Linked DNA regions of Homo sapiens: region 2 is linked to region 1. A link is an interaction called in ENCODE POLR2A ChIA-PET data of the cell type or tissue named here. Cell type or tissue: HepG2. All regions are shown on one strand. Region 1 overlaps SAP30BP (SAP30 binding protein). Region 2 overlaps TEN1 (TEN1 subunit of CST complex).

Evidence for each region. ChIA-PET counts read pairs that join two places held together with the same protein. Peaks named below come from ENCODE experiments on the same cell type or tissue, not always from the same donor. Only the 100,000 strongest peaks of a DNase experiment are listed, where the experiment ranks them.
Region 2: POLR2A ChIA-PET joins it to region 1 with 5 read pairs; 1 of 35 experiments calls an interaction of 5 or more read pairs at or near these places.

The regions. Positions count from the first base shown.
Region 1 is chr17:75,693,112-75,698,111 of GRCh38, reverse strand. It overlaps SAP30BP (SAP30 binding protein), which reads right to left. Exons shown (of 11, transcript NM_013260.8): 4 at 4,630-4,672. Among named protein-coding and RNA genes, the nearest start is that of SAP30BP-AS1, 11 kb to the right of the region's middle. RefSeq lists an enhancer at 394-1,105. In HepG2, no CTCF peak of the experiment used is centred here; DNase peaks (open chromatin) are centred at 101, 171 and 961.
Region 2 is chr17:75,986,241-75,991,240 of GRCh38, reverse strand. It overlaps TEN1 (TEN1 subunit of CST complex), which reads right to left. Exons shown (of 4, transcript NM_001113324.3): 2 at 4,957-5,000. It overlaps TEN1-CDK3 (TEN1-CDK3 readthrough (NMD candidate)), which reads right to left. Exons shown (of 10, transcript NR_037709.1): 2 at 4,957-5,000. Among named protein-coding and RNA genes, the nearest start is that of TEN1, 9.5 kb to the right of the region's middle. In HepG2, no CTCF peak of the experiment used is centred here; a DNase peak (open chromatin) is centred at 2,506.

The DNA of each region.
Region 1 (5,000 bases):
TGCGCTATTTGTTAAGATTCTGTCTGCGCTCTTCAAAACACTCTCTCATGAAAAGGATCATACAATGAGCAAAGAGCAGCCAGGGCAGGGTGGGGCAGGATGAAGAGAAAGAATGAACAAAACACCAGTAACACTCAGCAAGCACTTACTGAGCACCTACTGTGTGCAGGCCCCAGCTAACCCACTGCTGAGCTGCCCGGCTGGCTTCGCACAGCCAGCCCCTTCTCCTCTCCCCATGCTGGGTTAATGTTTGCTTAGTAGACAAGGTGCTTTGATCTCTGCCTGGAGTTTCAGTTACTGTAAAGAACACAGTGCCAAGGAGGGCTGGGGACAAGGCTCCCAGACTCTGCCAGTCCAGCTGCTGCAGGATAAGCCTATGCCGACTGCAAATACACTGAGACAGGAGTCGAGCCTGGGGCCATCCTAAAAACATGACTTCATGTGTTGATTTTCACTGTTGTCAGTGGATTCTCACTGGAAGCGCCCCAAGAACAGAGCACTAATCTGCCATTTTAGGTGACGGCAAGAGGACAGAGACTGGGTGATACATTGATCAGAGGTCCTGCTGTGGGCCCCAGATGCCAGTGCAGCCCAAGAGCAGGAGACGAGGTGCTTCTCTTTGCCCAGCACCTTCCTTTGGTCTCCTGACTCCTCAAGCAAAGGTGAAACCCAGATATGGCTGGAATTCAAGTCTCCTCTAACTTCCTCCTTCTTCCCAGCCCTGGAATAGGTGAAAGTGCCAAGGCTGAGGTTGCAGAAGCTGGTGGAGAGTGGAATCAGCTGGGGGGAGCTGGTCCTATCTCACAAGCAGCAACAACAAAAGCAAGGAGGGCCTTGGCAGGCGCTAGGCACATAAACAAGCAGGGTTAACTTCTTCCCTGGGCTGGAGAGAACCTATCTGTGCTTGTGACAGAGAGACAAAGAGTGCCCTTTGGCATTTGCCAGGAAAGCCTTTGGAAAAACAGGGTGTGACCCTGTTGCCACAGCAACCCAGCCACACTCTGGGGCTCACATGGTGTACAGTGTAAGAGGAGGGGCCGGGCGCGGTGGCTCACACCTGTAATCCCAGCACTTTGGGAGGCCGAGGCGGGCGGATCACAAGGTCAGGAGATCGAGATCATCCTGGCTAAAACAGTGAAACCCCATCCCTACTAAAAATACAAAAATTTAGCCAAGTGTGGTGGTGGGCGCCTGTAGTCCCAGCTACTCGGGAGGCTGAGGCAGGAGAATGGTGTGAACCCAGGAGGCGGAGCTTACAGTGAGCCGAGATTGCACCACTGCACTCCAGCCCCTCCAGCCTGGGTGACAAAGCCAGACCCCGTCTCCAAAAAAAAAAAAAAAAAAAGAGGAGGGGAGCCCCTCCTCAGTCCAGGGCTTGAAACAAGATAATTCCTAGGAAGTAACTGGCAAATAAAGGAACACATTCGGGAAAACTAGATAGAAGTGTACAACACAGAGTTTGGAAGCAATCTTTCAGTGGTCCTCTCCCTTCTGAGTCCTGGAATGAATCTAATGTGGAAGACTTGAACCCCACATTTCTGTTTCTTTTCTTTTTTTTTTTTTTAATTGAGATGGAGTCTCGCTATGTCGCCCAGACTGGAGTGCAATGGTGTTATCTCGGCTCACTGCAACCTCCACCTGCCAGGTTCAAGCAGTTCTCTTGCCTCAGCCTCCCGGGTAGCTTGGACTATAGGCAAGTACCACCATGCCTGGCTAATTTTTTTTTTTTTTTTGGATTTTTAGTAGAAATGGGGTTTCACCACGCTGGCCAGGCTGCTTTTGAACTCCCAACCTCGTGATCTGCCCGCCTCAGCCTCCCCAAGTGCTGGGATGACAGGCATGAGCCACTGCGACCAGCTGAGCCCCACATTTCTTGTAAGCAGACAGAGCCTCAAGCCAGTAAAGCGATGTGTCCACAGTCTCTTGGAAGCAGCGCTGGGTCTGTGGCTGCTGCCTGGGTCTGATGGGTGTGTTCTCAGAGGCAGCCGCACTTAGGACTTGAGAAGCCAGCTGTCAGCGTGACTTGCCCTGGTGCGTGCCCAAGTCAGAAAACACCCAGAGTACCCACAGCTGCCAGGGAGGGATCTGTGCAGGAACAGCTAGTTGGACGGGCTTATGGGATGGCAGGGAGTGAGCGAGCTGGGGGGCCCCAGGGGACGGTGGAGTATCTCCAGCTCCTGAGTGACAGAGAGAACCCACGTGCACTGCCACACCAGCACCACTGCTCCAGGCTCAGCCGTGGGCATCTGCGAGGCCCTGGAGGGCACAGACAGGGTGTGCATGCTCGGCTCTGTCAAGGGGCTGCAGTGCTGCAGATGCCTGTGGTTTGGCTTCTCTGCTCTCCTGCTTGTTCTCTAAAAGCTGGGGCTGTCTACATGCATGGACACACTTCCCATACCTGGTAAGCAACCTGAGTCCTGACACCAGAGTGGACAAAAGCTTAGGTAGAGGGGCTGACAGGCACTGCATCATGAATGGAAGCCACTGTCCTTCAACTAATTACGTCTTCAGTAAGAGGAACTAAACTAGCTACTCGTCAATGAGGAATGGTGAGTAATCAAAACGATGCCGCTTAAAGATCCATTTGTGTCCTCATGGGTGAATCAGTAAACAAACTGTGGTGTATCCCTACAGTGAAATATTACTTGGCTACAAAAAGAAACTCTGGACATGCCCAACTACATGGATGAGTCTTGCAAGCACCGTGCTGAGTGAAAGAAGCCAGACAAAAACACTAGTTCCCTTTCTATCCCTGGTTCTTAACTAGGGGTGATTCTGCCCCAAGGGGACATTTGGCAATGTCTGGAGACATTGATCACTGTCACATCTGGGGAAGGGAGAGTGCCTCTGGCACGTAGTGGGTAGAGACCAAGGACACTGCTAAACACCCTGCAAAGCACAGGACAGCCCCACAACAAAGACTCATCCAGCCCTAAGTGTCAGTAGGGCCAGGGTGGGGAGATCCTGATTTATAGGAAATTCTAAAGAAAGGCAAAGCTATAGTGAGGAGAGTGTAGATCACAGCTTGCCTGAGGCTGAGGGAGGGAATCACCTGTAACACGGTCGGGGCACAAGGGAACATTTCGGAGTGATGGGTGCGTTCTGTATCACAATTGTGGTGGGGCTAACACAACTATACACATTTGTCAAAATTCATAAAATGGCACACGTAAAATTGGCAAGTCTTACTCTATGTAAATTATACCTCAATAAAGCTATTTCCAAAAAGTGGCACAGGGAGAAAAAGTGACAAGTTGGCTCTGGAAGCAACTGGGGGCTGAGATGGCTGATGCCCACACACATTCCACTGCCTGCCCAGCACTACTAGCAAGAGCAAGGGCATCTCTGCGTTGGCACGTGACAGGCTGCTCTCTGATCCCCAGCCGTGTAGTTTCTCACAGTAAACAGCAGGGTCGGCTCGGGTGATGGCGGGGATAAGAGGCCAAGGCTCCCGTCCACGCCCGACCCGTGGATCGCCCCCTTGGGCCGGCCATCGGCTTCCCAGCAGATGCACACTCTGCTTCCTCTGCCCTCAAAGCCAAATGTTGCACCCCTAAGGCGTCACTTTCTAAAGAAGAAACTCTAGGTTTTAGGAAAATCTTGGTTTTTATAGGATTTGAAAGACTGAAACTCCATCAGAGAGGCCAGGGATTAAGGCCCTCCTGCTGAGGGTCTGGGCTGCTCAGCGTTACCGTGTTCCCACCCAATCCTTCTTCAAAAGACAAATAGAATGAACGATTCCTAGCTCCTTTAGTTCTGGAAAAGGAGAACAGGCTTTGTAGCAGAACTCCCAGCAGAAAGGCCCTACTGGGAGGAAGCCTGGGTGGGAAGGACTGACTACTGGGGCAGCGCTTCCAGGTGGTCCCTGGGCTCAGAACCCCCAGGGCTGGAGTCAGTGAGCCACCGAGGCAAGACCGCAGGAGGCAGGAGCCTGTTTGTGAAGATCAGCAGGACGGACAGGAGAGCTGGTAATGGTTGCCACAGAGAGGGAGGGCCAACCCCACCAAGAGCTCTGACTCAGATGCCGGGAACTGCCCCCCGGTCGGGCTTTGGGAGCCACGTGAAAGGAGCTGGGGGGCTTTCTAAAAGGATTAAAAGGCTGGGGCTAGCACAGGACTTGGATGATGTATGCTGTTTTCCAGAAACATAGTGTCCCTGCTCCTCCCAAATCACAAAGAGCCCCAGACTCCAGGGCTGTGAGGCATGTTCCTGCCTGGGGACAGAGCAAAGTGCCAGCAGAGGCCACATGCTGACTCCCTGAGCAGCATGCATATGCCAGCGGAGAGGGGGAGGAGGGGTTGCAAAGACAGAGGACAAGCCCAGGGCACTAGGGGAAGCAGAGACCAAGACACGCTCCCAGCTGAGTGCCCTGAATTCCCTCTTGACAGCGCTGGCAACCGACCAAAGCCCATTAAAACACACCACAAATATGATTTCCAAAGAAGAACTGTTCCCTGGACGTCTCACCCGGGCATCCTAGGAAATGCCAAAGCCCTGAGAGGGAGCCAAAGGGACAACAGTGCTCACAGCAGACAGAAGCCCTGTGGGGCGGCAGGCCTGGCATGGCTGGAAGCCAGGCTGCTAGGAGCAAGGCTGAGAAACGTGCCCCCAGGATCCCCCAATACTCACCCACGAGTTCCTGGGGGTCTCGCTTTTCTGCTTCTGTATTATCCTGCAAAAGACAAACAAATACGAGGAGGTAAGACTGGGGCTCCTGAACCAGCTACTCTCTACTGAGACCACTCAGGATTTTTAAGGAAGGAGAAAAAGTAAAAGCACTGCCAGGAACACTAAGGGTAAGCTGATGCTTCAGGGGCCTCTGGCACCCCCGAGCCTCCGAACCCTCTTCTTCCCGCATCGCAGCAGCCGGATGCTCCCGAGCCCCACGCCGGTCTCTCCTCCATGCCTTTTCAGTGACCAAACCCACCATCGCTGAGGAGAACACAAGCCAGCAAGCCTGCTGCAGCCAACTGGGCAACGTATACCCTGCCTGTTGCTCT
Region 2 (5,000 bases), 290 kb before region 1:
CATATTTTGATAAGCAGAAGCTTTTAATTTTGTTGATGATCAGTTTATTCATTTTTTTCTTTTTCTTTTTTCTTTTTTTTTTTTTTTTTTTGAGATGGAGTCTCGCTTTGTTGCCCAGGCTGGAGTGCAATGGAGCAATCTCGGCTCACTGCAACCTCCGCCTCCTGGGTTCAAGCAATTCTTGTGCCTCAGCCTCCCGAGTAGCTGGGATTACAGGTGCCTGCCACCAGGCCTGGCTAATTTTTGTATTTTTAGTAGAGAAGGGGTTTTACCATATTGTCCAGGCTGGTCTCCAACTCCTGACCTCAAGGGATCCACCCACCTCAGCCTCCCAAAGTACTGGGATTACAGGCATGAGCCACCACACCTGATCATTTTTTTCTTTTATGACTTTTGCTTTCTATGTCTTGTCTAAGAAATCTTTTTCTTCCTTTCTTTTTTTTTTTTTTCTGTATCCCAGGCTGCAGCCTTGACCTTCCAGGCTGCTCAAGCAATCCTCCCATCTCAGCCTCCTGAGTAGCTGGGACTATAGGTACTTGCCATCACACGTGGCTAATATTTTAATTTTTTGTACAGACAGGGTTTTGCTATGTTGTCCACACTGGTCTCGAACTCCTGGGCTCACGTGATCCACCTGCCTCAGCCTCCCAAAGTGCTGGGATTACACTCATGAGCCACTGTGCCTGGCCATCTTTTTTTTTTCAATATGGGCTACAAATGCTATAAATAGAAAAAAAAAAAAGAAATCTTTGCCTACTCAAAGTTGTAAAGATATTCTGCTGTTTACTTGAGACATTTCAGTCTTAGCTTGTAATCTATGACACAGTGTAAATTTTTTTTTGTATGTTGTGAAGTAAAGATCAAGATGTTTTCCCCTACCATAAGAATATCTAGCTGGGCGTGGTGGCTCATGCTGGTAATCCCAGCACTTTGGGAGGCCAAGGCAGATGGATCACTTGAGTCCAAGAGTTTGAGACCAACCTGGGCAACATGTTGAAACCCTGTCTCTACTAAAAATATAAAAAAAATTAGCCAGGCATGGTGGCACGCAGCTGTGGTCCCAGATACTTGGGAGGCCAAGACGGGAGGATCACTGGAGCCCAAGAGGCAGAGGCTGCAGTGAGCCGAGATCGTACCACTGCACTCCAGTCTGGGCAACAGAGCAAGACTCCGTCTCAAAAAAAAAAAAATCTAGGTTGGGCATGGTGGCTCACATCTGTAATCCCAGCACTTTGGGAGGCTGAGGCAAGAGGATTGCTTGAGCCCAGGTGTTAGAGACCAGCCTGGGCAATACAGCGAGATGCCGTCTCTATAATTTTTTTTTTTTTTTAATTAGCCAGGTACAGTGGTGCACGCCTGTGGTCTCAGCTACTTGGGAGGCTGAGGGGTCAAGGCTGTTGTGAGCCATGATCATGTCACTTGCACTTCAGCCTGGGCGACACAGTGTCAATATCCAGTAGTTCCACTTGTTGAAAGGACTATGCTTTCCCTACTGAATTATCTTGATGTCTTTATTGAAAATCAATAAAGCCAGGCACGATGGCTCACGCCTGTAATCCCAGCACTTTGGTAGGCTGAGGCAGACAGATCACAAGGTCAAGAGATGGAGACCATCCTGGCCAACATGGTGAAATCCCATCTCTACTTAAAAAAATACAAAAATTAGCTGGGTGTGGTGGGGCACGCCTGTAATCCCACCTACTTGGGAGGCTGAGACAGGAGAATCGCTTGAACCAGGGAGTTGGAGGTTGCAGTGAGCCAAGCTCACGCCACTGCACTCCAGCCTGGCGACAGAGCAAGACTCCATCTCAATTTAAAAAAACAAAAAAGGCCAGGTGCGGTGGCTCACATCTGTAATCCCAGCACTTTGGGAGGCCTAGGCAGGCAGATCACGAGGTCAGGAGATCGAGACCATCCTGGCTAACACGGTGAAACCCCATCTCTACAAAAACAAAAAAAAAACAAAAAAAAAAATTAGCCGGGCGTGGTGGCAGGTGCCTGTAGTCCCAGCTACTTGGGAGGCTGAGGCAGGAGAATGGCGTGAACCTGGGAGGCAGAACTTGCAGTGAGCTGAGATCGCGCCACTGCACTCCAGCCTGGGCAACAGAGCAAGGCTCTGTCTCAAAAAAAGAAAAAAAGAAAAGAAAATCAATAAAGAATTGGCTAAGTAGGCCGGGCGTGGTGGCTCACGCCTGTAATCCCAGCACTTTGGGGGGCCGAGGCGGGTGGATTACAAGGTCAGGAGTTCGAGACCAGCCTGGCCAAGATGGTGAAACACCGTTTCTACTAAAAAATAAAAAAAATTAGCCGGGTGTGATGGCAGTTGCCTGTAATACCAGCTACTCGGGAGGCTGAGGCAGGAGAATCGCTTGAACCTGGCAGGCAGAGGTTGCAGTGAGCCGAGATTGCACCACTGCACTCCAGCCTGGTGACAGAGTTAGACTCCGTCTCAAAAAAAAACAAAAGACTTGGCTAAGTAAATGATGCAATATCACCACAGTGAAACAAAATGGAACCATTCAAAATGATGATATAGATCTACATGTCTGAGATGGCACTAGGTCTACCATACACAGCTAAGTAAATAAATGCTACAATACAGTAATATAATAGGATCTCATCTAGGTTAAAATATTGCTTTCTTCTTCTTTTCTTTTTTTTTTTTTTTTTTTTTTTTTTGAGGCAGGATCTCACTCTGTCACCCAGGATAAAGTACAGTGGTGCAGTCTCGGCTCACTGCAGCCTAAACCTCCCAGGTTCAGGTGATCCTCCCACTTCAGCCTCCCCAGTAGCTGGGGCTACAGGCGCACACTGCCATGCCTGGCTAATTTTTTGTATATTTTGTAGAGACAGGGTTTCACCATGTTGCCCAGGCTTGTCTCAAACTCCTGGACTCAAGCAATCCTCCCACCTCAGCCTCCCAAAGTGCTAGGATCACAGGTGTAAGCCTCCACACCCAGCCCTTAACTAGGTTAAAATACTTCTTTTTTTTTTTTTTTTGAGGCCGAATTTCACTCTTGTCACCCAGGCTGGAGTGTAATGGCATGATCTCAGCTCACTGCCACCTCTGCCTCCCGGGTTCAAGCAATTCTCCTGCCTCAGCCTCCCGAATAGCTGGGATTACAGGCGCCTGCCACCACACCTGGCTAATTTTTGTATTTTTTATAGAGACGGGGTTTCACCATGTTGGCCAGGCTGGTTTTGAACTTCTGACCTCAGGTGATCTGCCCACTTAGGCTTCCCAAAGTGTTGGCATTACAGGCGTGAACCACCGCACCCAGGCTAGGTTAAAATACTAGTCTTTTTTTTTTTTTTTTTTTTTTTGAGATGGAGTCTCACCCTGTCCCCCAGGCTGGAGTGCAGTGGCGCAATCTCAGCTCACTGCAACCTCCACCTCCTAGGTTTAAGCGATTCTCCTGCCTCAGCCTCCTGAGTAGCTGGGATTATAGGCACCCACCACCAAGCCCGGCTAATTTTTGTATTTTTAGTAGAGACAGGGTTTCGCCATTTTGGTCCGGCTAGTCTCAAACTCCTGACCTCAGGTGATCCGCCTGCCTCGGCCTCCCAAAGTGCTGGGGTTACAGGCGTGAGCCACCGCACCTGGCCTAGGTTAAAATACTTCTATATGTATGTACACGTGTCTCTAAGATGGTCCCCTGTGATTCTCACCCCCGATATTTACATCCTTGTGCATCCCCTACGATGCTGAGTAAGGCTGACCTGTGTAATCAGTAGGATACTGCAGAAATGACTGAGACTGACTCTGGAAGCTAAGTCATGAAAGACACTGTGGTTTTCACCCTGCTCTTTCTCTTGGTCACTGCTTCTGGCAGAAACTGCTGTGTTATGAGGACCCTCACACAGAACTACAGAGAAATCCACATTGTCTGGAACTGAGTTATCTTGCCAAGAGCCAGCACTAATTTGCCAAACGTGAACAAGCCATCTTGGAAGTAGAGGTCCTGGCCCCAGTCAAGCCTCCAGATAACTGCAGCCCTGGCCAACATCTGGATGCCACTCCCATGAGCGACCCTGAGCCAGATCCAAACAGTTAAACCACTCCCAAATTCCTGACCCACAGTAACTATGAGACAATAATTATTTTAAATTTGGGGGAGGCTGGGCACAGTGGCTTACGCCTGTAATCCCAGCACTTTGGGAGGCTGAGTCAGGAGGATCGCTTGAGCCCAGGAGTTAGACACCAGCCTTGAGAATATAGGGATACCCTGTCTCTACGAAAAACTAAAATTGTGTGTATGGGTAATATGTTACATAGCAATATATAACTGATAAATAACTGACAGAGTATATATGTATATACGTATATTGGGTGTCTCCATACCCACCCACATATACAAACACATACATATGGAAAAGCACGAGGATAATCACCAAAGGTTAGCAGTGGTTGTCTGGGTAATGGGATTATGGGTGACTTTTCCTTCCTCTCTACACCTTTATGGACTATCTACACTTTTTACAATGAATATTAATTTTTTCAATATATATATGTATATATATTTATTATTATTATTTTTTGAGACAGAGTTTTGCTCTTGTCGCCCAGGCTGGAGTGCAATGGCGCGATTTCGGCTCGCTACAACCTCCACCTTCCACGTTCAAGCAATTCTCCTGCCTCAGCCTCTCGATTAGCTGGGATTATAGGCATGCGCCACCACGCCCAGCTAATTTTGTATTTTTAGTAGAGACAGGGTTTCTCCATGTTGGTCAGGCTGGTCTCAAACTCCCAACCTCAGGTGATCCACCCACCTCGGCCTCCCAAAGTGCTGCGATTACAGGCATGAGCCACCGCGCCCGGCAACTAATTTTTTTTTTAGTATTTTAACATAATTAGATGAAGTTATAAAAATCTTTTCTAATTATGTCTTTTTGGAGGTAGAGAAAGACATTTAACATATCATCACCCCCACCAGTGAAAAAAATAACCGTTCTCACCTGCCAAATGTTCTCAGCGTGCTCCCATCAGGAACTTGGCCTGC